2 separate regions of the Homo sapiens genome follow, and region 2 is linked to region 1. Evidence: chromatin loops called from intact Hi-C (ENCODE). Cell type or tissue: heart left ventricle. All regions are shown on one strand. Each heading gives the region's core, and the rest is flanking DNA. Links, peaks and the distances in the headings are about the cores only.

Evidence for each region. Hi-C counts contacts between places; a loop is a spot of excess contacts. Peaks named below come from ENCODE experiments on the same cell type or tissue, not always from the same donor. Only the 100,000 strongest peaks of a DNase experiment are listed, where the experiment ranks them.
Region 2: it touches region 1 in a loop (1.9-fold over the local background); 3 of 110 quality-filtered maps call a loop at or near these places.

The regions. Positions count from the first base shown.
Region 1 is chr22:38,773,912-38,788,955 of GRCh38, forward strand. It overlaps DNAL4 (dynein axonemal light chain 4), which reads right to left. Exons shown (of 4, transcript NM_005740.3): 2 at 8,752-8,959; 3 at 7,015-7,098; 4 at 4,597-5,702. The coding sequence starts at 8,820. The coding sequence ends at 5,538. Among named protein-coding and RNA genes, the nearest start is that of DNAL4, 13 kb to the right of the region's middle. RefSeq lists an enhancer at 5,756-6,256. In heart left ventricle, for the core only: no CTCF peak of the experiment used is centred there; DNase peaks (open chromatin) are centred at 3,450, 7,330 and 8,710; H3K27ac peaks cover 3,191 bases.
Region 2 is chr22:38,919,782-38,934,825 of GRCh38, forward strand. LOC105373032 (a long non-coding RNA gene) reads left to right here. Exons shown (of 3, transcript XR_938256.2): 2 at 1,395-1,769; 3 at 4,336-6,678. Among named protein-coding and RNA genes, the nearest start is that of APOBEC3A, 30 kb to the right of the region's middle. In heart left ventricle, for the core only: CTCF peaks have their summits at 4,351 and 7,700; DNase peaks (open chromatin) are centred at 4,180, 4,739 and 7,710; H3K4me3 peaks cover 1,447 bases; H3K27ac peaks cover 2,197 bases; H3K27me3 peaks cover 371 bases.

The DNA of each region.
Region 1 (15,044 bases), core at 3,437-11,436:
TCAATTTATATCAGGCCCTGGGCTAGGCATTGGGGATGCACAGAGAGATAAGACAGCCCCAGCCATCGAGTAAATAAAGCATAGCAGGTATAGACACCATGACAGAAGATGTGGCACCGTGGGGACGCAAAGTGCCTATGTGTCATGGGTTGCAGCGGGGAAGGGGTTCTGGAGGAGCTGGTATCACTCTGAGCTGCTGATGTGCAGTGGAGACCTGAGGCCAGCTCCCATCCTGGCATGTCACATGTTCTCTATGACGCCATCTCCCTACTGTTAGGGGAGGGAGGAGTCGCATGGAAACTTCCAGGCTGCTTCATTGGCCATTTTGAGACTGGAAGGACAAACGCAGTGTGGACCCTGCTGGGTCAACAGCCAAGTCCTCCCACATAATTGCCATTGGGATTGTCTTTCTGGGTTCTGGTCCCAGCCACCTGGGGCCCTTGGTCACTGGACCAGGTGCATGTGTGTGTGTGGCCGCCCTGCCTCTCCTGCTTTGGCTCTGCAGGGGCCCAGTGCCTACAGGGGCTTAGAGATGATAACCTACCTACCTGGCACACCCCAGCCTTCCAGACTCCCAAGCCTCGCACCCAGAGTGGAGGCCCAAGGAAGGGATGGCCCCCCACAGCACCTGACCCAAATCTTTGATCAGCCCTTCCAACTTTAAAGCACACTCACATTCAGGGCCACTGTCTCCTGGGAGCCCTACAGTAACTTTGGGAAGCAGGCATAGCCGGAGCTGCGAGTCCTGTCTTGCAGGTGATGAAACTGAGATCTGAGAAGCGAAGTGGCTTGTTCAAGCTGGCAGGCAACCCTGGAGAGGGTTCAGAACTGTCACAGGCCTGCGGGGAACCCTGGCTCTGCCACTTAGGTTGTGGGTCTTCTCATCTGCATGAGGGGGACACTGAGGGCATCTCCTCACAGAATGGACGTACACATTAGGGAAGATGGGGTTGGTGAAATGCTTGGTGCTGTGCCTAGCACGTCTGAGGAATCTAATAGTTTGGGAATATTATTCAAAATGATTCGAGTCTTCTGCCTTCTAGGCGTGCTCTCCTTCCACCCCCACGGCCTTTCTAAGGATTGGAGATAGCAGCTGGCAGTGGGAGGTGGTTGTTTTAAATATGAGATGAGGAGAACGAAAGGAAATTAGGACAGGGTGGTGGCTTTTGTGGCTGCACTCTGACAACCCCCTCCCAAACCTGGACACAATCAGATGCTGCCTGCTTCTGCGCTTAAGGAGCTGAGCCTCTGCTGCACAGTTCTCACTCCTGCTGTGGGGCGTGGGTGGGGGACACTGGTTTGAGGGGGGCCCCCATAGCCCAAGGGCACACCCCCTTGCCTACCTGTAGGGTCTGTCCTCTGGAGAAGCAGGAAGTAGGTTAAACAAGATGCTGGAGTTTCTCTGCACCTCTTCCAAGGCAACATGAAATATTCACCAGATTTCTCCAAAGGCCCCGCAGAGAGCTTCAAAGCTGGCTGTCCCCGCGGCAGCACGCTCCCTTCCACAGGCGACACAAGGCCTCGTGACCAAGCCCTCACCCTCCACCTTCTCACACTGACTGCCTCGGCACCTCTTGCTCCCCACTCTTGGGAGGCCTGTGGTTCTGGAGTCCCAGCAAGGGGACCTATGGTTCACTCTCTCTGATCTGGCGGGGCACTCACTGCTCTCCCAGGCAGAGGGACAGGCCCTGGGGTTGGGGCCTGTGACTCCCTTTAGACATGTCCAGACAAGGTTTCCGATTTTTGCCCCACACTGACTCTGGCTGGGCCCAGCAGAGCGGACTGGGGTGTTAGTGGGGGGAGGCCCTCCTCCCCATACTGCAGATGGCAGCGAAGAGGCGGGGTTGGTGGCAGGCCTGTGGTCACTGCCTCCACTATAAATGCTGCAACTGCCGTGGAGGGTGCAGGGGAGGCCTGGCGATGGTGAGGGAAGCAGCTAGGAGATGGACGGCCCAAGGCGTGGCCAGGCCGCGGGGAGCCCAGCTGTCTGTGGGGGACGGGGCAGGAGGGAAGTGGACGGAAGGTCTGAGAATGCAGCGTGTGTGGAAGAGCAGGGACTATCCAGGCAGGCAGCCCAGGTTCAAGTCCCGGCTACAGCTGCTCCCTAGCTGGACCCTGGGTCAGACACTCCATCCTCCAAACCTGAGTTTCTCCATTTGTAAATAGCAACAGCAACCCCTAATTTGGAGGTCTGCTGAGAGTTACACATCAGGGTAAGCCCAGTGCCTGCCAAGTGGGGGAAGCCTCCTTCCTCCTGAGCCCCAGCAAACCCTTTCACCTTCAGCCCGTCCTCTCTCCCCACCCCCATATCCTCTCCCATCCACGGCCACTGCCCGGCTTCCCTGAACCCATTGTGAGCTTCCTGGAGCCCCCACTCTGCACGGGCGGCTGGTCCCTCAAACAATGGTGACTTCCCCCTCCCCACCCCCATCTCACCCCTTCCTGGGAAAATGCCAAGGCCCAGTTCAATGCCACCTCCTCTGTGAAGTCCTCCCCAGCCCCCTAGTGAGAGTCACTCTCTTCTCTGAACTCCAGATTCCCTGAACCCCGTCTTCTCTCTTCTGGCAAATGAACCTGTCTTGCTTTTCTGTTCCTGGGTCTGGCCCTCAGTAGCCTGTATGCTGGGTGGCAAGGACGGTGCCTTCTCCGTGGTCACGGACCTCTCCTTTCAGCCCATCATCAAATGCTTATTGAATGTTACGGGCAGCAAGGGCCCTGGAAGGCCAGGTGTCCACGTCTGGCATGGGTCTTGGGGAGTGGAAGTAAAGCCACCGGGGCCAAGGAAACCCCTGGGAAACACACCTGCCATGGTTCCGTCACCTGACCTGGCCCAACGGTGACCACACCATTGTCTGGGAGCAGGAAGGGGAGACTGTGAATGACCCATTTCTGGGAAGGCAAGTGAGGAGGGTTCTGCTGCAGTGACAGGAGTGACTAGGGTAGAAGGTTTGCTCGCCACCTGTGGTGCCACCGTACGGTGTGACTGTGAGGGCCAGACACTGCACAAGCCTCATCTCACTGAATCTCCACCCACCCCGAGGAGCTGGTGTCAGCACCCCGTCCACAGGTGGCAAGAGGAGGGGCACAGCGATAATGCGGTGCACACCTCGGGGGTGTCACCTGTTCCAGTTGCGGTCCCAGGCCTCCCGTCAACCTCGTGAGGTGGGTGCGGTGTATCCCCATTCTACAGACAGAGCCACTGAAGACAGAGAAGTTAGGAGGAGCAGGGCCAGACCCGAACCAGCTCTGCGGGCCTCAGCACCCACGCTCCTGCCACCCCCACCACCCTGGTTGCCGGCTGAGCCAGCCTCGCTTTTTGGCGCCCACGTGCAGCAGATGAAAGGAGAGAACAGATGCAGAGCGGGCGGTAATCAGCGCAGCTATTCTAGGCCTCGGCGCCTGCTCCCCACCTCCAGCGCCGGCCCCCGCCTCTCCGTTCACTCCCTTCTGCCAATCCCTCCGCAACACCCGAGTGGCACAGGGTTCTGGCCAGGGCAGGTCTGAGGCCAAGAAGCTGCCCCATCCGCCAAGTCCCAGAGGGCCAGGACCAGCTGGAAAGCCACCCAACCAGATGGTCAGCCTTGAGGCAACGACTGCGCCTTCTCGTTCTTGTCTGTCCCACTGCTCTTGGACCGGGTGCGCACACGGCAGCAACCTTCCCCTTGGCTGCATGGGTCTGGTCTGAGCAAACCTTACCTGCTCGCCATGAGGCTGCCCAGCCAATCTGTTGATGGATCTTGTTAGTGCTGGACGCTCAGTCTCACAAGGGTGGGACTGGGACTGGGATAAGGACAGGGCTTCAGCTCCCAGACCCATGTATCCTAGGGACCATCTCAGGAGGGCCCCTGTGTGCATGGGAAGGCGGGCTCTCCCCGCTCTCCCCACGCCCGGGGTGTTCACTTCTGAGGCTCGGATTCAGGGGACAACCCCTGAGGGGGCTTCACAGGCCTGCACGTGGCTCCTGTCCTCAAGTCACTTCTCATCTCCTGCGTTTACCCCAAGTGCCTTGGGGTAATGTCTAGTTTTCTGTCCTGAGAGCAGCCCTCTCCCTTGGTAAGATCCCGTTTTCTGTTCAAGCGTCGGCTGTCAGGCCTTACCCCACTGGAGACCCTGTACTCCCCAGGCTGGGCTTGGAGTCCCTCCTTCCTCCTGCCAGAATGCCCCGCCCTATCTTACAATGTTACTTTTCGTATGAGTGAAATGATGGGGCCCATGTCCTCTGCAGTGGACCGAGAGCTCACTGAGGCCAGACCTATGGCTTGTCTTTGTATCCTCAGCTCCTGGGGCCTGACCCTCAGTGGCTATTGAATAAGCATCTGTTGAACTGAGTGAAATTCTGTGGGCCTGAAAACATCTTTACTGTAGCTTAGTCCAGCTGCCAAGCGTATCTCAGTGTCCGTGTGGCCCCATCCAGCTGCACTTGGCCCCCAACCTCAGTGACCTAATGGTGAGAGGGGCCAGGCCATGTCCACTGGGGCTATGCCTGGGCCAGGGGCTTCCAGCAGCCTCACAGTTTAACCAGAAACATCTCTAGGTGCCTGAGCCTGAGGATACTGATCACACCTTCCCCTAACATCAAGAGACTGTAGAATGAGGTCAGTTTTTGGTCATTTTAATTGTAAAAACCAAGACATTTATATAAATAAGACCGCTGTGTAAAATACGATTCACCCTTCTACTAAAACCCTTTTCCCACACTCGAAAAGAACATAGAAAACCCAGCAGAGAGCAGTACAAATCAGCATGCGGTCCCTGATGCGAAGTCGCGGGCAGGCCAGGGTTCCCTGCGGAAGCAGCCTCGTGGTGAGAGCACTCCTGCCCAGGTGTCCCACCAGAGGCTCGGTGACCCCTCGAGAAACTGCCAGGTAGCAGCTCCCACACACCAGCCCCTGGCTCTCAACTGTACGGGTCGAGGAGGGGACGGGAAAGGCTGCTTGGTCCCCACCAAGGCTGGGGGCTGGGGGGGCTGCTGGCCCAGTGAGATGCAGTGGTCTGTTCAGCCTGGGGTCAAGTTGGGGGAAGGGGTTTCTGAGGGGTCAGCACCTCCCCAGAGGACAAGGAGAGAAGCTGCCTGTGTCCCTTGAAAGAATCATCTCCTTCTTGGGGCCATTTTCATATGACCACTAATGACAAGGACGGCCGACACTTCCCGGCAGTACTGGGGATGGCAGGGCAGTGGGGCTCCCAGGATGCAAGGGGAAGGCAGCCCTGGAGAAAGGGGGACTGGCGTGTTCCTGTGCGGAAGATCTCATCTCCCACCTCCTCTACCCTGTCACACCGCCCCACCCCACGTCTCCCACACAGACCCATGCCCGCTGCCCCGTCCACACCCTGAGACTCCGAGGGAGACGGTTGAGAGCCTGGGGATGGAGATGTCAAGTTCACACACTGGGCGTGGCTCAGGAAACTGGTACACAAAGACAAAAAGAAAAGACCCCAACTCTCCTTGGAAAAACCAGGACCTGCCTAGGGCTGCTCCCCACCCCAGATGAGTGGCAGGAAAAGGCCCTGCAGGGGACGGGGCAGGGGACAGAGTGTCAGGAGCACTTCCAGACGCACACAGCCAGGGTGCCCCCGAAGTACAGGTAGAGGAGGTTCTTCACCTCGTGGGTGATCTCAAACCCAAAGCCCTCGCCGATCACCACGTGCCAGGAGGAGCCGAACTTCTTGTCCATTGTCTCTTTGATCATCTTGGCGGCGCTCTGGAAGGAAGAGGGCACTTATCAAGGGGGCGCAGGGCAGGTGGGGGCAGGAGTCAGGTCCTTCTCCAGGAAGGAGAAGGCTGGCACTGAGGTCTTGGCAAGAGAAAGGCCTGCTGTCCTATTTCTCTTGTCCTCCTGCTTCAAAAAGGGTTTCCACGCAGGCCACCTCCTGCCAGGTCTATTACACAGGCACAGAAAACTAGACATTACTCAGCAGTCAAGAAGAAACTGGCTGAGGCGGGAAGGCAAGCATCAGGTCTGGAGATAGCCTGGGGCTGCGTCCTGGCTCTGCACTTAGTGCGGGCTTCCTGGGCCAGTGCCACCTCCCTCAGATGTAACCTGGACAAGCGGGGCACCAGGCAGTCTCAGGACCAACTGGATGGAGAGACCTGGCACCCTGCAGACTGCGAGGTACCTGATGCGTTCAGTGGGCTCTGGGGAGGCGCCGACTACTCCCCTAGTCATGGCCACAGTCGACTTCTTCCTGTGCCTGCTCTTTCAAGACGTGCCCCCTGTGTGAGGAGGTCTAGAGGGGCAGGGACCCCCGCTCGGCAGGGCGAGTCCAGGTGCAGGCGCCTGAGGTACACCAACAGCGCCTCCCACCATGCCAGGTGCCATGCTGGGCACTCTGTCCCCATCGTCTCAGTAAATACATCCTCACAACTGGCCCAGTGAGGAGGCACCATCGCCACCCTCCATTTAAGGACTAGGAAACTGCGCTCAGAGTTGAGAAATGGCTCATTCAAGGGTACAGCTGGGAAGGGCTGAAGCCAGGATCTGAACCTGGGCCTGGCCGACCCAAAGCCTGGGCTCCCACTGGCCAGTGTCTTGCCTCCCCACCGGCTGCCGCAACACTGACTTCTCGCTCTCCCCACCAGATTGATGAATGGCCTTCCTGCGTTGATGCCTGCTGGCCGTATCCCCAACACCTAGAACAGCGCCTGTTCAACACCTTTTTGAATGGATGAGTGAATACATGAATGGATGCCTGGGCAGGCCTCTGTTCACCACTGGGATGGAACCACGGGGAAAGGCACCCTATTCAGCAGCCCACCTGAGGCAGGGAACATGGGCAGGGGCGTCATGGAGACCCCTGTGGCTTTGCTCCTCTAGGGCTGGGTGTGACCGTCAGTGCCTGGAGTCAGCGCCAGCCTCTCACTCACTGACTTTCCCCAGACTGAATGCTTCCAAGGAAGGCTCTGGCCTCATCCTAGCAGTACTGTCTGGAGCCAACTGCAGGGAACAGGGGCCACTTTATTCACCCACAGGGGCCATCAAAAGCACGAGGGGCCGCCTGCACTGCTGGCAATACCTCGTTGTTGTTGGAGAATTTCTCACAGGCTGTGACACATAGCTCCATGGTCTCCACGCGCATCTCCTCTGGCATGTCCGAGTGCTAGAGACAGGGCAGGGGTAACAAACAAGAGACAGGCTTAGCCCGTGACCTGGCCTTCCTGGCTGGCCTCTCTGTCCCAAGCTTAAGGCATGGACAGCAGGTAGCCTCCCTGGCCCAGCCCTGGGCAGGTGACCCATCTCCTGACTGAGGGCCTGCAGCTGGGGCAAAGGCATGGCATGGAGCTGAGCCTCGTGGGCTCTCAAGCCCAGGCTCTCTGCAAGGGCACGAAGCCAGCACCAGGTTCCAGCCAACAGACATGGGAAGAAAGCCGGCTGAGGGCGGAGGGAATGCTGGCTATGGAAGTGTGTTCCGACGGAATCTCACCCCGGAGGCCCGAAGAGGCCGCTGGGCGCTCTCTGGGGCCCCTGGTTTTCCTCCGGCCTTTCCCTCTGCTCCTTCTCCATCGATCTGCTGGATTTCCTTCCTCCTCCCAGCTCCTGGAGGGCCCTGGGCCCCACCTCCACTCTCCCATCTCCAGCGACTCCATCTCTGGGGTCTTGTGTGTTCCGCGCCTGTCTGTGTCCTCTCTGTGGGAGGGCTCCCACACTTCTACCCCCAGCTCTAACCTCTTCTTTGGGCTCCTGACTACTCTGTCAAACTGGCCACTTGACAGCCTCACTTAGATGTCTAAAAATAACTTGATTCCCACAAACCCATCTTCTTCCATCTCCTTTTCCTGGTAATTGATACCATTTTTTCTCCCAATACTCAGGAAAAGACAGACTGTAGCAGCCACCCTGGACTCTCTTGCTCCCATACCCAGTCTCCAATTTGGCAGCAGGTCCTTTGGCCTCTGCACTCACGGAACACCCTAAACCCGACCGCATCTCGCACTCTACTCCGTGAGCCGCACCCAGCCACCCTCATCGCTCTGGGCCTCCACAGCGGCCTCCTCGCTGGTCTCCCCACTTCTGCTCTGGTATCTCCAAATCCATTCTGCTCACAACAGCTGGAGTGAGCTTTTGAAAACCAAACAGATCTCATCACTCCCCTGCTTAAAACCCTTCAGTGTTCCCCCTTCGATTCAGGACAGAACCCACAGTTCTCACCACATTCTTCACTGTGGCTGGCCAGGCCTGTAGGGTCTGGCCCCACTGGTGCTGTTATGTCCTGCCACCCTTCTCAGCACTCCATTCCAGCCATGCTGGCCTTCTCTCTGTGCCTCCAAAATGCCAAGTTCATTCCCATCCCAGGCTTCCCGTGCCTCTGTTTCCCCGGCTTGGCATGTTCTTCCCCAGGTCTTTGTGAGGTTTGCTCTCTGTCTTCAGGTCTCTGATCTGCAAAACCTCTCCAGAAGCTAACCTCTGCTCTCCAGCTCCTTCCACCTGCTTCATTTTTCATTATAGTACTTACTGCCTACGATCATGTTCTTAAAACATGTATTTCATGTGGGCCAGGCCTTCGCCTGTCTCGTTTACCATCCCCACAGTGCCTAGAACAGTGCCCGGCATAGAGTAGGTGGCCCAATACTTGGTGAATGAATGAATGAATGAAACAATGAATCACTGTCAACTCCAAGATGTCTAGGTCTGAGCCAGCAGAGCCCTTCTTAACTTCCTCCCACTGCCATCCTGCAAGGGACAAGCTCCACCCACCTCTCTCCAGGCTGTGTGGGCCCTGCCGGCAGTCCTGCCTCCCTCCCCTGGGGCTTACCCTGACCAGAGGGAAGGTCTGCAGTCGCTTATAATCAGCCTCATCTTTCTTCCCTTCTGTTTCTCCCATGATCCTTCCACTGTGACCACTGGAGGAGAGTGGGGCTTTCAGGAGGTGCTGGGACTGGCAGTTAAGACACACCCAGGAGATTCAGGAAGCAGGCCCTGCCAACTCGGTGGGAGCAGAAAATGTCTTTCCCCGGGGGGTGCTGCAGAAAACAGGAGAAACCAGAAAAAAAGAGCTGGCTTCAAAACCATACATCGCAAATTAGAAATGTCTCAGTAACAATCTGACACCTCCCCATCTTAACTCCTCCGCACCCTTTTCCAAATGGCCAGCAAGTCTGCAGACGGCAGGATGAGTCAACACGAGATGCTGGGACCTGGTTAAGAACACACTGGTACGATGCCGCAAGCCCACACTGTCATTATCAAGACAAATACTGACTGTGGGCCAGGCCTGCAGGATGGAGGCTTGAGCTGGCAGTGAGCAAATGCAGTTTCCCCGCGTACCCACTACATACACGGTCCTTCCCTCCCACTACACACATGGGCCTTCCCTCCCACTACACACACGGGCCTTCCCTCCCACTACACACACGGGCCTTCCCTCCCACTACATACACGGGCCTTCCCTCCCACTACACACACGGGCCTTCCCTCCCACTACACACGCGGGCCTTCCCTCCCACTACATACGCGGGCCTTCCCTCCCACTGCATACACGGGCCTTCCCTCCCACTACACACACGGGCCTTCCCTCCTGCTACACACATGGGCCTTCCTTCCCAGAAGCTGTGCTTAGGAAGGGAAATGTTCAGGTCACCACTGACAGTCTGGGCTTATTGGCAAGCAAGGGGGCCCCTCTGCAGGCCCTGATCTTCAGGGGAATGGGCACGGTGCTGCTCTGTGCCCTCCCTGGCACACCAGGCTCCCTGGTTGTTCTTTCCTACTCCTTCTTGGACCACTGGGTCCTGTCCTGCTGGCCCAGCAGCTGGGAGGCTTGGGTGCTGCTGCTGGTTCAGTCAGTCACCAGCAGTATGGCCCTGGGCCCCAGACTCCTCACCAGTAATGTGGGTACAGTCACATCCATCTCATGCGGCCGTTATGAGAATTCAAAGAAACAGTGCCTGTAAAGCTAAGACAGTGCCAAGCACACGGCAGGCACTCAGTACATGGCTGTTCCCTAACCGACGGGGCTTCTACTAAAGAGACGGGCCTGGACCCGAGATGACTGGCAGCACTCCTGCCAATCCAGGCATTTCTCTTTCATCTTCAACCCAATTTATCTCATAATTCAAAGTTTTTTTTTTTTTTAATCTCAGAAGTACTGACATAAGCGGATACAAATCACCAGGTTGTTAAGCCCTTTTTAATGATTTATATTAGACAACTACAGCAAAATAATGTTATTCCAGCATTTCTCACATTTCCAAATAAATTTCCTTTCACTGCACAGTCATGGAACCCAAAGGTGCCGAGCACGGTAACTAACAGGCAGGTGATGACACGTGACGGCTGTCGGTTTCCTGCCTGTCGGTGTTTCACATGCATTTACACACCTTGTCATCGCAACAACCCCGGGAGTTCGGTTCTGTAGGGACAGAGGCATGAGGCTGGTCAGTCGCTGGCCTGAGGTCACTCAGCTCGTTAGCGACACAGCTAAGGTGTGAATCCAGGCCCGGCTGTCGGCATGGGCACTCCTGACCCCTTGTTCATACGCCTCCTCATGGGCACACAGGAGGCACTCACAAGCATACATCAGCTGCCCACTGGGACAGCTCCTATCATCCTAGAAGGGAGACGAATCAAATATTTGCTCTTCCCCTTTGCTGTCTCTTTCACTTTTTTTTTTTTTTTTTTTCTTGAGACGGAGTCTCACTCTGTCGCCCAGGCTGGAGTGCAGTGGCACGATGTCAGCTCACTGCAAGCTCCGCTTCCCAGGTTCATGCCATTCTCCCGCCTCAGCCTCCCAAGTAGCTGGGACTACAGGCGCCCACCACCACGCCCGGCTAATTTTTTTCTGTATTTTTAGTAGAGATGGGGTTTCACCGTGTTAGCCAGGATGGTCTCGATCTCCTGACCTCGTGATCCGCCCACCTCAGCCTCCGAAAGTGCTGGGATTACAGGCGTGAGCTACCGCGCCCAGCCTGCTGGCTCTTTTTCTAATGTTAACTTGACCCTGGTTTGGCCCAGCCTTGAGCTTTCTGGGCACTCTTTCTGGGCTGTGCTCTTGATTTGATCCCCGCTCCAATGACTCGGTGCCACTCCATTTGGTCGGCTCCCTCGCATGAGGCTGGAAGCCTGGCACAGACCCCCCCCCCCATCCAATGACATTGGTATTTTCTGATTTCCCAGTGGACAGATGGCTCCACTTATCTCATCAATTCTGGGCATTTGTACCACTCAGATGTTAGCAGTTTTTGTTTGTCTCTCTCTACAAGCTGGTGAATTACCAAGCACAATTTCATTGTACTTTCTGGTCAGGTTCCTTATTTCACAAAATTCAGGGAATCATTTTGTCTTTGCTCATGAATGTGAAGGCGTATTTCCAATTCCAGGCTGTCCTCCTAGCCTTACTGCTTCCTCCTCTACCTTTGTCCAGGTGTGACAGAGGTGGCGGCTACACTGATGACAGAAGGAAAAGGGCACACAGTTTGTTTATCTCTGAGAATTTCAAGGGGGAACAATGAAAAATGTGGAAGCAGCTTCTTAGGCATCTTCCACTGAGATGTTTCCATTTGATTCAATTCATCCCGGAGGCTAAAAAGTGCTGGCATGTAGGAGCCAGGAGGGAACCAGGAGCCAGTTGTGGACATGCCACCCTCCAGGAGGTCAGGGTCTGTGACAGCTGCTCTAACATGCAGAATCCTGCTGAGATGTCCCATGACTTCAGAGGTATGACCAAGGCCCATTTCTCAGGAACAACGGGGAAAAGCCAGTGGGAGAGTGACCTGTGCAGCATCTTGCAGAGCTAAGAACTGTGTGGGCCGCAAGCCGGAGTGTGCAGGCATGGAGACCAGCTCTGTCAAAGACGAGCATTCTGCTCACTTCCTTTCTTTGCAGCCGTCAGCAAGTAATTTCACCTAAGCCTTGGTTTCCTTCTCTATGAAACGGGATACTAAATCCTATCTCTGCGTTCTCAGGAAGCTGTTGCAAGCCCCAGGTATGTGTATGTGAGCGATTTGAAACGTTAAAGCTCTCTGCGCTGTTATCACAGTGCTCTCTGCTACCAGCGTTAATCAGCCAGGACTTGGTCACCATGATTCAGCCAAGTTTACTAAGGGCCCTGACTACAAAGAGCTTTTTCTAACCACTACACATACTTCTGGGGACCTAAAAGAGATGAGACAGAATAAAAAGGAATCGTTATAGATGATGTGTTTCCAAATACAGAAAGGCAGGAGAATTTTTTATGACGCTGTATCATTATAGTACAGCTAGAGTCATTCAGCCACAGTCCTAAAACTCTCCTCAAAGAATGTTACCAAAAATAGCAGAACCAGAGGTTCTAACAACCTTATCAATCTTCCATGCAGAGAAGCATGTGCCTGAACTCTTGGAGCCAGAAAGAGTCATGTCAGGTCTAAAAGAGCCTTTTAATAATATAATTGTGGCTGGGTGCAGTGGCTCACGCCTGTAATCCCAGCACTTTGGGAGGCCGAGGTGGGTGGATCACTTGAGGTCAGAAGTTCGAGACCAGCCTGGCCAACAGGGTAAAACCCTGTCTCTACTAAAAATATAAAAATTAGCCGGATGTGGTGGTACATGCCTGTAATCCCAGCTACTGGGGAGGCTGAGGCAGGAGAATGGCTTGAACCCGGGAGACAGAGATTGCGGTGAGCCAAGATCACACCATTGCACTCCAGCCTGGGCGAAGAAGTGAGACTCAGTCTCAAAACAAAACAAAACAAAACAAAACAAAAACAAAACTGTGCCCACCGCCAGGGTACTTGAATCTCCTGGGTACAGAAGCTCGACTCCAGCCCATCTGGCCCACAGTGGTGCAAAGCCAGGGGCAGCCTTATTCCCTCTCCCACTACCCCTGCTCTCCTCCTCACTCAAGGGCCATCTGTGGGCTTTACATATCCTCACCCCCTCTGATGTGAGGCTCTTCCTAAGCAACAGTGGGCACAGACAAGGGCCCTTTATCTCATTGCCTGGTCAAGGCCAGTGTTCCTGGTCCTGCTATCCCTTGTTCTTTTGTGGCACTGACCTCAGTCACCATTCACTATTCTGTGTCTGAAGCGTCTGGGAAGAATCCTAAAGAGGGTTAGGGTGTGTGGGAGGGACTGGGAAAAATGAATGCGTTCTGGGAAATAAGGCCCAAAATATCTGCCAGCCCCCTGGGAGGGGGGCAGCCATTCAATGTCTGGAACATCCGCGGCCCTTAGATCACGGCTCGCCTCCCTGTACCACCCACCATGCACCTGAGAGATTGCAGGACACACCTGGAGCATGTCATGGTGGTTCTGAGTACAGACTCCACCGTCGGATCTGAATTCACATCTTGGTTCTGTTTTAGACAAGGGCTTACCTCCCTAAGCCTCAGTTTTCTTTTCTTTTCTTTCTTTCTTTCTTTCTTTTTTTTTTTTTTGAGACAGCGTTTTGCTCTTGTTGCACAGGCTGGAGTGTAGTGACGCGATCTCGGCTCACTGCAACCTCCGCCTCCCGGGTTCAAGCAATTCTTCTGACTCAGCCTCCCAAGTAGCTGGGATTACAGGTACGCGCCACCACGCCTGGCTAATTTTTGTATTTTTAGTAGAGATGGGGTTTCACCATGTTGGCCAGGCTGGTCTCGAACTCCTGACCTCAGGTGATCCACCTGCCTCAGCCTCCCAAAGCGCTAGGATTACAGGCGTGGGCCACTGCACCTGGCAGCCTCAGTTTTCTCATCTGGAAATTGGGGCTAAGGACTCAGCTCCTGTTACTGGTGCAGTAGGAAGGAAACTGCGATATCCTTCTTCATAGACCAACCTGCTACACATCTAAACGTGCAGCCAAACAAACCACTATCTCCCAAGTTCCCACTATGTGCAAACCACTGTGGTAGTAATGAAGGAGGAAAGAGTCACAAGGAAATTCTGTGAAACCTCTTGGGGCTGAGGTGGTAGTGGTGTGGCTATGGTGTGCCTTCACATCCACCATCTCATTTCATCCTCCTAACACCTGTGAGGGAAGGATCCAGCTCCCTATTCTCAGACAAGTCACTGGAGCTCAGAGAGGTTTTATGGGTGGCCTGAGGGTGCACAGCCGGCAATGGTAGAACCAGGATCGGAACCCCAATCCATCCTTCTGACTCGACCTTCTGTGCTTTCTCCTTTGGCACAAGCAAGTAGGAGACAAGCCAGTAACACAGATGACTTCGATACTCAGCATCCACCCATCCAGCCTCTGTCCAGGCCTGCCTCTTGCTTCCCGCCACATTGGGGACACAGGCGGGCACTCCAGTCTTCCTTGGCCTTCTAGCGAACAAATGAAGAACAAAGCTGACAGGGGAGGAAAAAGGATCCTAAGGACTTGGGCATTCGTCCAAGACGCTCGTAGTAAGGTCAGGAAATGATGCAGAAGCCAGGCTCCCAGACCAGTTTAAAGTGTGGGCAGACGCAGGGCTGCCATTTTAAAATTCTGCTGCAAAAGGGCCTTAGAAGATACATCATCTACTACAAAAGAGGAAAATTTGGCAGAATAAAGATCAGCCCTCCTCAAGAAAAGTCAAACACACGAAGTTGTTTTTACGTGGTCCTTATTTTTTCTCATTTTGCTGCGGTCCAATGAAAACTTAATGTGCCTGGGACTGAGGGAGGAGTGGAGGGAAGGAGAGGAGGGAGGGAGAGAAGAGAGGCCTGCTGTCTGGATCTGCAATTCTCAACATTTCCTCATGTCCGACACCATGTGATAAGTGACATTGACTCACACATGCACCCTCAAGGACTTAGCCAGACTTGGATGAAATCCCAGACAGTTTTGTCAAGATACAAAGTATAAGGAAAGTCACAACCATCACAGCTATTAGCTCCCGGAGAACAGCTGCTCGCCACACACAGCAGGGCAGGCTCCCGCCCCGCTCTCTCCCACTCAAGAGAACAGATTTGAATCTAAGGGAGTAAGAGTGACATTATCACAGAAATAAATTGGACTTAGCATGGATTTATTTTTTAGAAACTCATTCACAATTGCTAATTACCAGTGACATCTCACAACCGATCACGACTTAACTGTGCCCGTGAGTCCAGATTCCCTGGGGCTGAGGAACTTGATTTGGCTCTAGATGCCCCAGAGCACAAAGGCCAG
Region 2 (15,044 bases), core at 3,903-11,902, 150 kb after region 1:
CCTTCAAAGGCTTTTCCTTTGCATTCACAACTTGGCTAACTGCATAGTGGAAGAGGCCTAGCTTTCAGCCTATCTTGTTTCTTGACATTCCTTCCTCATTAAGCCTAATCATTTCTAGCTTTTGATTGAAAGCAAGAGATATGTGACAGTTCCTTTCACTTGAACACTGAGAGGCCATTGTAGGGTTATTAATTGGCCTAAATTCAATATTGTTACATCTCAGAGAATAGGGAGGCCAGGGCAGAGGGAGAGAGATGGGGAACAGCTGTTGGTGGAGCAGTCAGAACACACACAACATTTATCAACTAAGTTTGCTGTCTTATGTGGGTGTGGTTTGTGATGCCTGAAAACAATTACAGTGGTAACATCAAAGACACTGATCACAGATCCCTGTAACAGATATAATAATAATGAAAAAGTCTGAAATATTGTGGGAATTTACCGATGTGACACAGAGACCTGAAAGTGAGTACCTACTGTTGGGAAAATCATGCCAATACACTTGCTCGATGCAGGGTTGCCAAAAACCTTCCATGTGTAAAAAAAAACACAGCATCTGTGACTCAGTAAAGTGAATCCCAATTAAATGAGGTGCATCTGCACTCAGGATAAGTTATGCTTTCATCCCTCCTCTAAGGAGAGCAAAAGGGCTCAAATTTGAGGTCCAAGTATGTGTCAGGCATTTGATATTAGGGTCTTTCACTTAATTCTCATAGGAGATTTATCACAAATTTCCCAATCAAGATTCAGCCTCATAGAAGTGAGCCTCCTGAGTGAGACTCTGTGGCTCCTAAGTGGGGAATCTAGGGCTCGAACCCAGGTCTTGCTGATCCCATGTTTTTCTCACCATCACTGGATACTTCCTTCTTATGCAAGGAGAGAAATGCAAATTCTACAAAAGAAAAATGGGCTTGTGGTCTAGACAAGCATCTTGGTTAATGTCTGAGGGTCATGTTAAAAGCTTAGAAAGTTAGTTTTGTCTGCTGGGCATGGTGGCTCATGCCTGTAATCCCACTACCTTGGGAGGCCGAGGCGGGCGGATCACCTGAGGTCAAGAGTTCGAGACCAGTCTGGCCAACATGGTGAAACCCTGGCTCTACTAAAAATACAAAATTAGGTGGGCATGGTGTCATGTGCTTGTAATCCCAGCTACTCAGGAGGCTGAGGCAAGAGAATCGCTTGAACCCAGGAGGCAGAGGTTGCAGTGAGCTGAGATTGCACCATTGCACTCCAGCCTGGGCAAAAAGAGCGAAATTCAAAAAAAAAAAATTGGTTTTGTGATGGCAGCTGTTGCTAATCAGGGTATGGAGTCAGGAGCTTAGGTCTAGGGTTGAGCTCAGATCTCGACATGGACCAGGCTTTTCCCCTGTCTCAGTGCCTCATTTATGGTTCAGTTTCAGGCAGCAAAACTAATGAATGATTTCCAACCACAGAAGCCGTCACTGGGAGAGCCAATAAAGATACGACAGATCTGGCAGGAGAACAAGATCCAGCCCAGGTGATGGGGTGTGAGGCTTGGTCTTAGCTACAGGTAGGTCGTTTCCCTTAGCTCCTGGATGACTCAGCTTGGCAGCCACCCAGACTTCTATCAGGACCCAGAGGTGCTGCCAGCTCTGGAGCCATGTCAGGCCAGCTTTCTCCCCATGTCACCAGGGAATGGAGATTTTTCTGGTCTGCTGGGGCTTTTCCTAATTCTGCACGGTCGGCTTGAGACTGTCCACCTGTTGCTCCATCTAGGCTGCGTTGCCCTTATGAGCCGTCTTCACAAGGTACGTTTGGAGGATGTCAGGATGTCTTTCAAAGGATTTGTAGACATGCTTTAAAGTACTTACGGAGTCAATGTCCCCTTTGCTTCAAGCTTCTCTCCTACTGTAGGAAATAATGTCTACGGTGGCCCATTTCCAAGGCAAAGTGCCTCAAATAGGCTTGGGCCCACAACCTGCGGATGGACAGGATATACTAGACCCCTGCTGGTCAGGGCCCCCTTAGTTACCCCCACCCAAAGCAAAGCGTTTAGTCTAGAATGAAAGTTTACTAGCCTGAAAAATAGCTCACTTTATCTATTCTTATCAGCTTGCCTGGCCACCTGGGTCATAAGTCAAATACTTGAAGAGCACCTTAGCTGACTATGATTGCAGTGCATTATGGGCCACAACAAACTGCAGCGAGACAACCCTAAAGTAAACACCTAAAAGCCCCAACCCAACGACCAATAGGTGATGTCTGGGAAGATGGTGACCCCATGGTACTCAGCCTATGAGGAACCGGGGGAGGGACTTGCCTACTAGGGGATACATTGCTTGTTGTAACTGTACTGGGTGTGCCTGCCTACCAGACACCAGATCTTGCAAGACTGTCATTAAAAGTCTCACTTCTGGCTGGGCGCAGTGGCTCATGCCTGTAATCCCAGACTTTGGGAGGCCAAGGCAGGCAGATCCCCTGAAGTCGGGAGTTCAAGACCAGCCTGACTAACATGGAGAAACCCCCATCTCTACTAAAAAAAAACAAAAACAAAGAAAAAACCTACAAAATTAGCTGGGCATGGTGGTGCATGCCTGTAATCCCAGCTACTCGGGAGGCTAAGGCAGGAGAATCACTTGAACCCAGGAGGCGGAGGTTGCGGTGAGCCGAGATGGAACCATTGCACTCCAGCCTGAGTGACAAGAGTGAAACTCTGTCACAAAACAAAACAAAAACAAAACAACAACAACAACACAAGTCTCACCTCTGCAATTCTCTATGTCTCTAAGTTCATCCTTTGGGTTTGGACAGGTGAGCATGTTTCTCATATTACCCACACTGGTGGGCCCCGTAGGCTTCCTGGTTGGTCCAGGAGTGGATGCCTGATGCAGGCTGCACAAATCAGATTCTCTCTTCTGGAGATTTAGAATCGAGAACCAGTGGTTATCATAGGTTAGCCTTGGCTGTCAGACCTGGAAGGTGAGGAGACCCAGAGCTGAGGGTGCCCTTTTGGGACAGGTGTCAAATCCTTGTACAAACAGAGAAACCAGACTGACAAGGGGGTAGGATGAAGGAGCTGAAGGAGAAGCAGAGCCACAGAGGACCGGGCAGAGAGAGGGGCTGCCTTGGTGGGGACAGCCTGTAGACAGCGCCAACGACGTGGGGCTGGTGCTGTCCCCACTGTGGTCTCAAACACCAGACTAGTGCCCGGTCAGCACAGAGTTCAGGACAGTGGTGCAGCTGACACCCAGAAAGACACCGCAGTGGAAAGCCTGGCCTGACGCTCCCAGCTCTCTCCCTGCCATGCACTGACTCCATGTCCTGTGAGGAGGAGGTGGGAGGAGAGTTTTATTAGGGGAATTCATTTGTAATAATTGCCTAAGTATTTGCTACTTAGGAGAACATGGATCTGCAAAGGGTCCATGACCCTTTGAGTCAGAGTTTCACTCTTGTTGCCCAGGCTGGAGTGCAATGGCGTGATCTCGGCTCACTGCAACCTCCGCCTCCCAGGTTCAAGTGATTCTCATGCCTCAGCCTCCCAAGTAGCTGGGACTACAGGGGCACACCACCATGCAAGGCTAATTTTTGTATTTTAGTAGAGACGGGGTTTCACCATGTCGGCCAGGCTGGTCTCAAATTCCTGACCTCAAGTGATCCGCCTGTCTCGGCCTCCCAAAGTGCTGGGATTACAGGCATGAGCCACCACAGCTGGCCTGCAAGGGGTATTTTTAGGTGTTAGAAGCATCTCGAGGCATCCTTTCTCAACGTTTCACACCACAGACCACTGAATGGGCATTTGGCACATTCATAGATCATCAATTGTAATTCAAAAAAAAGTAGAGTTTCATCAATGATTTTAAATTTAAAGAGAGTGTTTGAAACATTAATTATGTTCTCATATCCATGAGATCTTCATTTCTTTCTTCCTCTCTCTCCCTCCCTTCCTCCTTCCTCTCCTCCCTCCTCCTTTCTTCCCTCCCTCCCTTCTCTCCTTCCCTTCCTCTCCTCCCTCCTCCTTTCTTCCCTCCCTCCCTTCTCTCCTTCCCTTCCTCTGCTCCCTCCTCCTTTCTTCCCTCCCTCCTTTCTCTCCTTCCCTTCCTCTGCTCCCTCCTCCTTTCTTCCCTCACTCCCTTCTCTCCTTTTTGCTGCTGCTTTGCTGTTTGCTGCCATCAGGGCAGGGGTGGAGCAGTAAGTGGGTTCCACCCCCAGCCACACCGTGATTGGCTCAGGAGTGGACACGTGCCCTGAGCCAGTCTAATCCATGCTAACCTCAGGACCTTCCTGGGAATTGTGGGAGACAGAGACTCTCTGTTGGTCCAGATAGGTGGGGCGTACTGTGGGCTTGGCGCTGCTGTAACAATTTTTCTACCACAGGAGACGCTGGTCTGAAAAGAAGGCAACGCAAGGAAGAGAACAGAGCCAAGGCACCTGCAGCGAGCCAGAGCCAGAGCCCTGACATCACAAATGCTTTAATTGGTTCCATTTATTGTTTAATCCACTTGAAATTGAATTTCTGTCATCCCCGACTGGAAGTGTACTGACCTGCATACTACCTGTGTTTCCTCACAGCAGGCTGAAAAGCTGTGCCAATATTGAGCTCATCCAGAATTAGACGAAGTTTGTATTCTTTTTATTACTTCCTTTAACCCTGAATCAGGGTCCAGAAGCATTTTGTTGACCATTAACTCTTCTCTGTGAATAAAGCAGCATGAGGAACAACCTCTTTTATTCACAGAGCAAAGCTCTTCGCTGCTCAGCCACAGCGGCTTCAACTCTGGCACGGGTCCTGAAGTGCCATTTCTAGCACATGACTCACAAAGTAAATAATCTGTAAATGAAAAGCCTCTTATCATACTTTGGCACGAAAAACAAAGCGACAAGCCAGGCAGCATTTTTCCCTCATATTTGAACCCCACATGCACCAAGGGCTGTTTTATGCCTTGCACATGAGGAGTTTGGTTTGCTCAAAAGCAAAGTATTGGCTAACATGTGTGTGCACTAGTAATTGCATTTCTGCTTTGTGTGCTCTGTTATCTGATAGAGGAGCTTTGTCAATATCCTTTGGATCTCTCTCCAAGCACAGTCTTCATTATGATCTGTGAGCTGATTTACGGTCTTCTTGGCAATTTTACGACTGATATCTAGGTGCATTTGCTAAGAGGACAGCAATTTAGAATGATGTTTCTGTAGCTTTAGTCTCCTCCGCACCTTTAATAAGAAGAATAATCAATTTTACATTAGAAAGTTATTTTGTGCTTATTCTGGAAAAATGGAATTGGTTGCTTTTTCTAAAGATAATGAGAAACACTTTTTATGGCTCCAGACTACTATATATCAGCATTTTCATTTTAACAGTAATATATCGAGGACTAGGGGCAAATGGATTGCTTGTCCAATAAATGAAATGTTCAAGTATTCCTCACTGAACTTAGACTCACAATTTTCATTTATGGTTGCATGTGTAAAATCACCACTCAAGAACTTGTTTGTCCTTGAATATATAGTTTTGTATTTCCATAGTTATATTGCAGAACCATTTACTCATTATGTTTACAGTGCCCTTCTGAGGATTTATGCTGCCATTTTCATCATTACTTTGCATTTTATAGAACCTCTTTTTAGTCATTGATCCATTTTGGTGAATTGGAGATACAGTGTGACATATCTACTACAATAACCATGAAAATTAAAAAATAACAGACATAAACTATAACTTGCAAGCGAGAAGCCCTATGTGAATATGATTTATTAATACTTTGTTTTAAGTCTCTTTCCCCTGGTTCTCACCTATTGAAGCTTTTTGCTTTTCTGTCAGCCAAGAGGTGCCAGGTAGGTAAGGAGCATACTGGGTAACTGTGTACTCCGTGCCCAGGCCTACTCATGCCTCTGTGGGCTGGGCACTGATGCAAACTTCTGCCAGGCATGGCCCTCTTAAGTGGACAGGGGATAGAAAAATAACCTAGAAATGATGACAAATGTGGCTTCTTTCCAATGATCACATCTCTTCCCTTTTCCTTGGCTTACTTATTGGTTCAGACCTTCACAAAGAAGTTGACCAAGTGCAGTGACAGGATGATGTGCTGGTCATCATCCTGTCGCTACACTGAAACATCCCTTTCTCCCTTTTTGGGCCCATGGTGGAGTCAGGCTTTCCCGCATCATTGAGGTTAGGTGTGAACACGTGATTTGCTTTGGCCAATGAAATGGGAGTGAAAGTGACACATCCCTGCCAGGTACAAGCTTTAACGGCCAGGGAACAACGTGCGTCATCACTGCCTTGACCCTGTGGTCAATGTTCCAGACAGGGGTCTGTGTCAGCCTGTGTCCCTTAGTGAGGACTGGGTATAGACTGCCCCTCTCCACTTCATGGATATTTAACTTAAGCAAGAAAAAGGCTTCATGAACTTAGGCCACTGAGATCATGGAGGTTTGTTCCTGTAGCATAACCCAGCCTCTTCTGTCCAAAACAAGTGGGTACACAAATCCAAAAAGGACAGAAATCCCTTTGCCCAGTTCCCTTCCTGAGAGCTGACACTGACTGGCACCCAGCCTCAGCCCCAAGCCCAGGGCCCTCGTTTATAGACACTCATCTGTGTCCAAGTTTTGTTCTTCTAGTTGCCATTCTTCCATTTTCTCTTTGCCAGTAACACACAAAAAATGAGAGATTTTCTCAGTATTGGTATGGATTTTCAATTAACAACAACAAAAACAACAAAATACTCCCAATATAATAATTCTTTTTTTTTTTTTTTGAAACAGGTTTTCGCTCTGGTCACCCAGGCTGGAGTGCAGTGGTGTGAACTCAGCTCACTGCAACCTCTGCCTCCCAGATTCAAGTGATTCTCCTGCCTCAGCCTCCCAAGTAGCTGGGATTACAGATGTGTACCACCACACCTGGCTAATTTTTGTATTTTTAGTAGAGACGGCGTTTCGCCATGTTGGCCAGGCTGGTCTCGAACTCCTGACCTCAGGCGATCTACCTGCCTCGGCCTTCCAAAGCGCTGGGATTACAGGTGTGAGCCACTGCGCCCAGCCTCCCAATAGGAGTGTTTAAAAACACTCATTTTTAAAAACGAGGCCGGGCGTGGTGGCTCACACCTGTAATCCCAGCACTTTGGGAGGCTGAGACGGGCGGATCACCCGAGGTCAGGAGTTCAAGATCAGTCTGGCCAACATGGCGAAACTCTGTCTCTACTAAAAATACAAAAATGAGCCGGGCGTGGTGGCAGGTGCCTGTAATCCCAGCTACTCAGGAGGCTGAGTCAGGAGAATCGCTTGAACCCAGGAGGCAGACGTTGCAGTGAGCCGTGATCACACCACTGCACTCCACTGTGGGCGACAGAGTGAGACTCTGTCTCAAAAATAAATAAATAAATAGAAACTAGAGTGTTGGGTCTAAGGGCGACAGTGGTAATTAAAACACAAAGATCAACGCACTGTTCAAAGATTCCCAGTGCGCGGCGCTGCTAGAGTCGCTGAGTCCTCACAACCCCGGCTCGTGGCGCGAGCCTGGTGCCACCCGGGCGGTGGTGGGAGTGTCGCGGCCCGGGGTGGGTGGGATTCAGGCTGCCGGGGGCGGGGGGGGGGGTTGCCGCAGAGGGGGCTGGGGAGGGCGGCACCCCCCCATTGCCCGTCCTGGGCCCTGCGTCCCCTGGCGGGCTGCGGCCAGAGCAGATGGCAGCACCGGCGCTGGAGGTGGCAGATCCCCGGGGAATGAGCAGCGGGATAGATCACTGGCTGCAGGGCAGGGGGCGCTGTGAGTCGCCCTGGCCGAGCTGTCGGAGAGGAGATTACTTAGCAGCTGGTAGTGAAAGGAGACGCCTGGGCAGATTGGAGCAGAACGGAGACTCAAAGCCGGGACTGGGGTGCCTGTTCTCACAGTCACTGACCCCCACCTGTTCGAAGACTGGCAAGATTCTGTGAATATGGGGGAGGAAGAGCCAATGATTCCCAGCAGAAGACGCAAGATTCTCCAGTGTCATAAACTGGATAGTATATGCAGAGTATGTGGAAAATGCTAGCTGGGTTGTTCCCCAAGCAATGCAAACACCATCGTCCCTTCCCTCCAAACCATGCCTTGTTTGTACCAAGGACTGCACAGAACTTGGAGTGTCACCGAGTGACAGAAAAAGGACCCAACACGGCGCAACCGCTCAGCCCGAGAGGCGGGTGTATTGTCGTCAACCAACATCTGAATGACGCTTGCAAACTGAATTTGCCGTGCAGGGTTTCCAACAGCAGGCATGTTTTCCAGATGCTTTGAAATCCTCTTTTAAAAAAGTGAATAAGAGGCCAGGCGCAGTGGCTCACACCTGTAATCCCAGCACTTTGGGAGGCCGAGGCGGGCAGATCACGAGGTCAGGAGTTCGAGACCTGTTTGACCAACATGGTGAAACCCTGTCTCTACTAAAAACACAAAAATTAGCCAGGTGTAGTGGCCCGCGCCTGTAATTCCAGCTACTCAAGGGGCTGAGGTAGAAGAATTGCTTGAACCTGGGAGGCAGAGGTTGCAGTGAGCCGAGATCATACCACTGCACTCCAGCCTGTGTGACAGAGTGAGATTCTGTCTCAAAATAAAATAAAATAAAAAAGTATACAAGGCTGGCTGAAGTGGCTCATGCCTGTAATCCCAGCCCATTGGGAGGCCGAGATGGGTGGATCACCTGAGGTCAGGAGTTCGAGACCAGCCTGGCCAACATGAGGAAACCCTGTCGCTACTGAAAATACAAACGATTAGCCAGGTGTGGTCGTGGCACCTGTAATTCCAGCTACTTGGGAGGCTGAGGCAGGAGAATTGCTTGAACCCAGGAGGGAGAGGTTGCAGTGAGCTGAGATCGTGCCACTGCACTCCAGCCTGGGCAACAAGAGCTAAACTCCATCTCAAAAAAAAAAGTAAAAAAAAGTACAATATTTTAATAAGCCAAAAGCCACCTTTTTTTTTTTTTTTTTTTTTTTTTTTTGAGACAGAGTCTTGCTCTGTCGCTGAGTCTGGAGAGCAATGGCATGATCTCGGCTCACTGCAACCTCCGTCTCCCGGGTACAAGCAGTTCTCCTGCCTCAGCCTCCCAAGTAGCTTGGATTACAGGCACCTGCCATCATGCCTGGCTAATTTTTGTATTTTTGTAGAGACGGGGTTTCGGCATGTTGGCCAGGCTGGTCTTGAACTCTTGACCTCAGGTGATCCATCCACCTTGGCCTTCCAAAGTGCTGGGATTACAGGCATGAGCCACCGCACCCAGCCACCACCTTCTTTTTTATACATCTTAACTGTGCCTCTCTTCCTTGTATTTTGTGGGTGTCATTTGTCTTTTCACAGCATTCAAATGTTTCTGTCTATTTGACATCAGTCTGTGGTTTATTTGTAGCCTTAAAAGTCAGATCTGGCCAGGCGTGGTGGCTTATGCCTGTAATCCCAGCACTTTGGGAGGCTCAGGCAGGCAGATCATGAGGTCAGAAGATCGAGACCATCCTAGCCAACATGGTGAAATCCCGTCTCTACTAAAAATACAAAAATTAGCTGGGCATGGTGGCACATGCCTGTAATCCCAACTACTCAGGAGGCTGAGGCAGGAGAATTGCTTGAACCGGGGAGTTGGAGACCTGGCAACAGAGTGAGACTCCGTCTCAAAAAAAAAAAAAAAAAAAAATCAGATCCACTTACTCTGAGATATTTTCCCCCATAACTTGTTTTTTCTTTCACAGTGCTGATGTGTTCAACAACATCTGAATAGTGGGAATTGGTGAAAAAGATCATTCTTGGACCCAAAGAAATTTTACATCCATTCCAAAACTTGTTTTATATAATTATAATTTTAATTTATAAATTTTAGATTTGGGCTAGTTTTGTATTGTCCAATAATTATTTTGACAAACGATTTACTTTGCTTTCTCAGGAATTTGTCAACTCATTTGTCTCATTTTTTTCTTTAAAAGTTTTTTTTTTAATTAAAGACTTTTTTTCAAAAGCAGTTTTAGGTTCACAGAAAAATTTGAAGATGCAGAGATTTCCCATATGTTCCCTGCCCCACACATGCAGAGCAGCAGTTTTTAATTTTAATCAAGTCCAGCTCATCAATTATTCCTTTCGTGGGTCAGGCCTTTGGTTATTGTATTTACAAAGTCATTGTCATAACCAAACTCATTTAGGTTTCTTCCTATGTTATCTTTGAGGAGTTTTATACTTTTGCATTTTACAATTAGATCTATGATCCTTTTTGAGTTAGTTTTTATAAATGGTGTAAGGTCTGTATCTAGAATCACTTTTTCTTTTCCATATGGATGTCCAGTTGTTCCATCACCATTTATTGGGCCAGGTATGGTGGCTTACACCTGTAATCCCAGCACTTTGGGAGGCCGAGGTGGGCAGATCACCCGAGGTCAGGAGTTCAAGACCAGCCTGGCCAACATGGTGAAACCCTGTCTCTACTAAAAATACAAAAATTATCCAGGCGCGGTGGTGGGTGCCTGTAATTCCAGCTACTGGAGAGGTTAAGGCGGGAGAATTGCTTGAACCTGGGAGGTGGAGTTTGCAGTGAGCCGAGATCGTGCCACTGCACTCCAGCCTGGGCGACAGAGTGAGACCCTGTCTCAAAAAAAAAAAAAAAAGAGGATCTTTGTGTCTTAGTCTATTTGTATTGCTATAAAAGAATTCTCGAGGCAGGGTAATTTATAAAGAAAAGAAGTTTATTTGGCTCATGGTTCTGCAGTCTGCAGGCTATACAGTAAGCATGGTGCCAGCATCTGCATCTGGGGAGGGCCTCAGGCTGCTTCCACTCAGGGTAGAAGGCAAAGGGGAGCAGGTATCACATGGCAAGAGGGGAAGGAAGAGAGAGAGAGGAGGAAGGTGTCAAGCTTTTTTAAACAATCAGCTCTCGAGGAATGAATAGAACAAGAACTCATTCACTACCTCAAGAACAGCAGCAGGTTTTTGAGGAGGGATCTACTCCCATGACCCAAACACCTCGCACTAGGCCCCAACTCCAACATCAGGGATCAAACTTCAACACGAGACTTGGCTTTCAACATGAGACTTGGCAGGAGACCAAGCAAACCATAACATTGTATTCCCTTTGCTTTTTTGTCAAAGATCAGTTGACTGTTTATGTGGGTCTATTTCAGGGCTCTCTATTCTGTTCCATTATCTATTTGTCTATTTCACCAATACCACATGGTCTTGATTACTATAGCTTTTAAATACGTTTTAAGTCAGCTAACTTCAGGCCTCCAACTTTGTTCTTCTCCTTCAGTGTTATGTTGCTATTCTGGGTCTTTGGCCTCTCCATATAAAGTTCAGAATGTTTCTTGATATCCACAAAATAACTTGCTGACATTTTGATTTAGATTGCATGGAATCCATAGATGAAATTGGAAAGAATAGACATCTTGGCAATATCAAGCTTTCCTATCCATAAACATGGAATATCTTTTCTTTTCTTTTTTTTTTTTTTGAGACAGTCTCACTCTATTGCCCAGGCTGGAGTGCAATGGTACCATCTCGGCTCACTGCAACCTCCACCTCTTGGGTTCAGGTGATTCTCCTGCCTCAGCCTCCTGAGTAGCTGGGATTACAGGCACACGCCACCACACCTGGTTAATTTTTATATTTTTAGTGGAGACGGGGTTTTACCATGTTGGTCTGGCTGGTCTCAAACTCCTGACCTTGTGATCCACCCACCTCGGCCTCCCAGCGTGTTGGGATTACAGGCATGAGCCACCGTGACCAGCCATATCTTTTCATTTATTTAGTTTTTTATTTCTTTCATCAGTTTTATGGTTTTCATTATATCTATCTTGTACATATTTTGCTATATTTATATCAAAGTATTTCTTTTTTTTGAGTGCTAATGTAAATGGTATTGTGTTCTTAATTTCAAATTCACCTGCTCATTGCTGGTATAAAGGAAAGCTATTGACTTTTGTATATTAACCTTGTATCTGGCAACCTTTATATAATTGCTTATTAGTTCCAGAAGTTTCTTTTTGACAATTCTTTAAGATTTTCTATGTAGACAAATGCTTTGTGGTATGAATGTTTGGATCCTCTCAAAATTTGTATGTTAGGCCAGGTGCGGCGGCTCATGCCTGTAATCCCAGCACTTTGGGAGGCCGAGGCGGGCGGATCACAAGGTCAGGAGATCGAGACCATCCTGGCTAACATGGTGAAACCTCGTTTCTACTAAAAATACAAAAAAAGTAGCCGGGTGTGGTGGCGGGTGCCTGTAGTCCCAGCTACTTGGGAGGCTGATGCAGGAGAATGGCATGAACCTGGGAGGCAGAGCTTGCAGTGAGCCAAGATTGCACCACTGCACTCCAGGCTGGGCGACAGTGCGAGACTCCATCTCAAAAAAAAAAAAAAAAATATATATATATATATATATATGTGTGTGTGTGTGTGTGTGTGTGTGTTAAAAACTGATAGCCAATGCAATAGTATTAAGAGGTGGGGCTTTTGGAAGGTGATTAGGCTCCACTCTCATAAATGGGATTAGTGCTCTTATAAAAGAGGCCAGAGGGAGCATGCTTGCCCCTTCCACCATCTATGAGGAATGGGCCCTCACCAGATACCAAATCTGCTGGCACCTTGATCTTGGACTTCCCAGTCTCTAGAACTGTGAGCAATACATTTCTATTGTTTATAAATCACTTAGTTTAAGATATTTTGTTATAGCAGCCCCAATGGACGAAGACAATGGTCATGTTATCTGCAGACAAAGACAGCTTTATTTCCTTGCTCCTGATCTGTATACCTTTTATTTCTTTTCCTGTCTTATTGCATTAGTTAGGACTTCCAGTAAGATGTTGAAAAGCAGTGTGAGAGAGGGGGCATCCTTGCTTTGTTCCTGATCTTAGTGGAAAAGCTTCTAGTTTCTCAATTTGCCTCAATTTTCACAGCTGGTATTTTGTCACTGGCTACTGGCTACCTGCTATGACTATTTCCCCTAATAAGTTAAGATTCGTTTCAATACAATGTATAACTCTTGAAGCTGGTGACTTTTAGGGAGGCATTGTTAAACAAATGCAAATAGTAAATCCATTTTATCATGAAAGCTGAATTTGATTTAGCATGCTCAGTTGCCAACTCCCTTTATCCATAATCTCCCTTTGCATGGAATAATTTTGAAACCTATTTGATTCAATGTTATTTTTTGAAGTATTTTCAGTTTTTGAATTCAGTGACACCTCTTCAATTAAATTTGCCTGTCTACCAATGACCACAGGATTGGACTCTAATCTTGCAAACTATCTGAATTTGCCTAGTGCTTGTATTCTGGGCAACTTGCAAACTTCCCAAGACTTCTATTTGTATAATGAAACAGGATACAGTTGTCACACTTTGAATCTGTGGTTATTTAATCTGATTCTGGAGCTCACTTGAGCACAATTAGAGGAAAGACTCTAAGAAGATTTAGTTTTTTTAAAAGAATGAGCCAAACATTTCAGGCTACAACAGTCAACCCTATATAGATAACAAACAATGTCTACCATCTCAAGCCTCCCAAAGTTGCAATGCCGGGGCTACCATTTGTGCTCTCTGAGTGGTGGCTGGACAAACTTGGGCAGCTAACCTTTACAATCCTACGTGCCTTCCAAATTTAAAAAAAAAGAAAAAAACAAAACAGACAAGAATTAGTGATTATAAACTCATACTTGCAGGCTTGAGGTAGACGCTATCCTGCGTGTTTTGTAAACTGGTGATATTTTACCAAGGGCCGAGGTAGGAGGAAATGGAAATTTGGTGTTTAATGGCTACAGAGTTTCCATTTGGGATGATGAAAAAGTTATGGAGATGGACGGTGGTGATGGTTGCACAACACTGTGAATGTACTTAATGGTGAATTTGATGTTGTGTGTATCTTACTATACATTACTTTTGTTTTTATTTTTATTTTATTTTTTTGAGACGGAGTTTCACTCTGTTGCCCAGGCTGGAGTGCAGTGGTGCAATCTCGGCTCACCGCAACCTCTGCCTTTCGGGTTCAAGCGATTCTCCTGCCTCAGCCTCCCAAGTAGCTGGGATTACAGGCGCGTGACACCACGTCTGGCTAATTTTTGTATTATTAGTAGAGACAGGGTTTCACCATGTTGGCCAGGTTGGTCTCGAACTCCTGACCTCAAGTGATCCACTCGCCTCGGCTTCCCATAGTGCTGGGATTACAGCGTGAGCCATTGCGCCTGGCCCATGCCACACTTTTTTAAAAGGCCTTCTGTGTGCTGATTCTGCTGCCTGCTCACCCCTGTTTCTGCTCCTCTTGGCCCTAAGGCCACCTCCCTGAAGCAACAGCAGGTTGCAGTTTCTGGCCTCTCCTCTCCCACACCTGGCTTCTACTCGCCTCTCTCCTCTGCTCGGCTCTGCTTTCTGCCTGCCATGCCTTTCTCTTCCTCTTCACCTTCTCATTCCACTCCCATCTTTCTGACTTAGGAACTGAACATTTGGGAATCAGATGCCCAATGAAAACCAGCTGTGGGAGTCATAGACGGTCTCAGCCCTTCCCCTCTCTTTTCTTTTCATTTGCAGCCAAGTAGCCATTAAGTCAAAAGGCACGGGGCAGGATCTGGGGACCCTGGAATTAATTATTGACATTTACCTTGGCTTGGCCCCCAGCAGCTTTGATGCAAACTCCACCCTTGTTGGGAGCCCCATCCCCTGCCCCACACCACCCAAGAGCATTTCTTTTCTTTTCCTTTTCTTTTTTTCTTTTTTCTGTTTTTTTTTTTGAGACAGAGTCTCGCTCTTTTCGCCCAGGCTTGAGTACAGTGGCGTGATCTCAGCTCACTGCAACCTCCGCCTCCTGGGTTCAAGCGATTCTCCCTGCCTTAGCCTTCGGAGTAGCTGGGATTACAGGCGCCCACCACCACGCCTGGCTAATTTTTTTGTATTTTTAGTAGTGATGGGGTTTCGCCTTGTTGGCCAGGCTGGGCTTGAACTCCTGACCTGAGGTGATCCGCCCACCTTGGCCTCCCAAAGTGCTGGGATTACAGGCATGAGCCACCATGCCCAGCCCTTAATAATGTTTTCTGATGATAAAAACAACACTCCCTCATCACAGGCAATTTGAAAAGCAGAGAAAAGTTGCAAAAGGAAA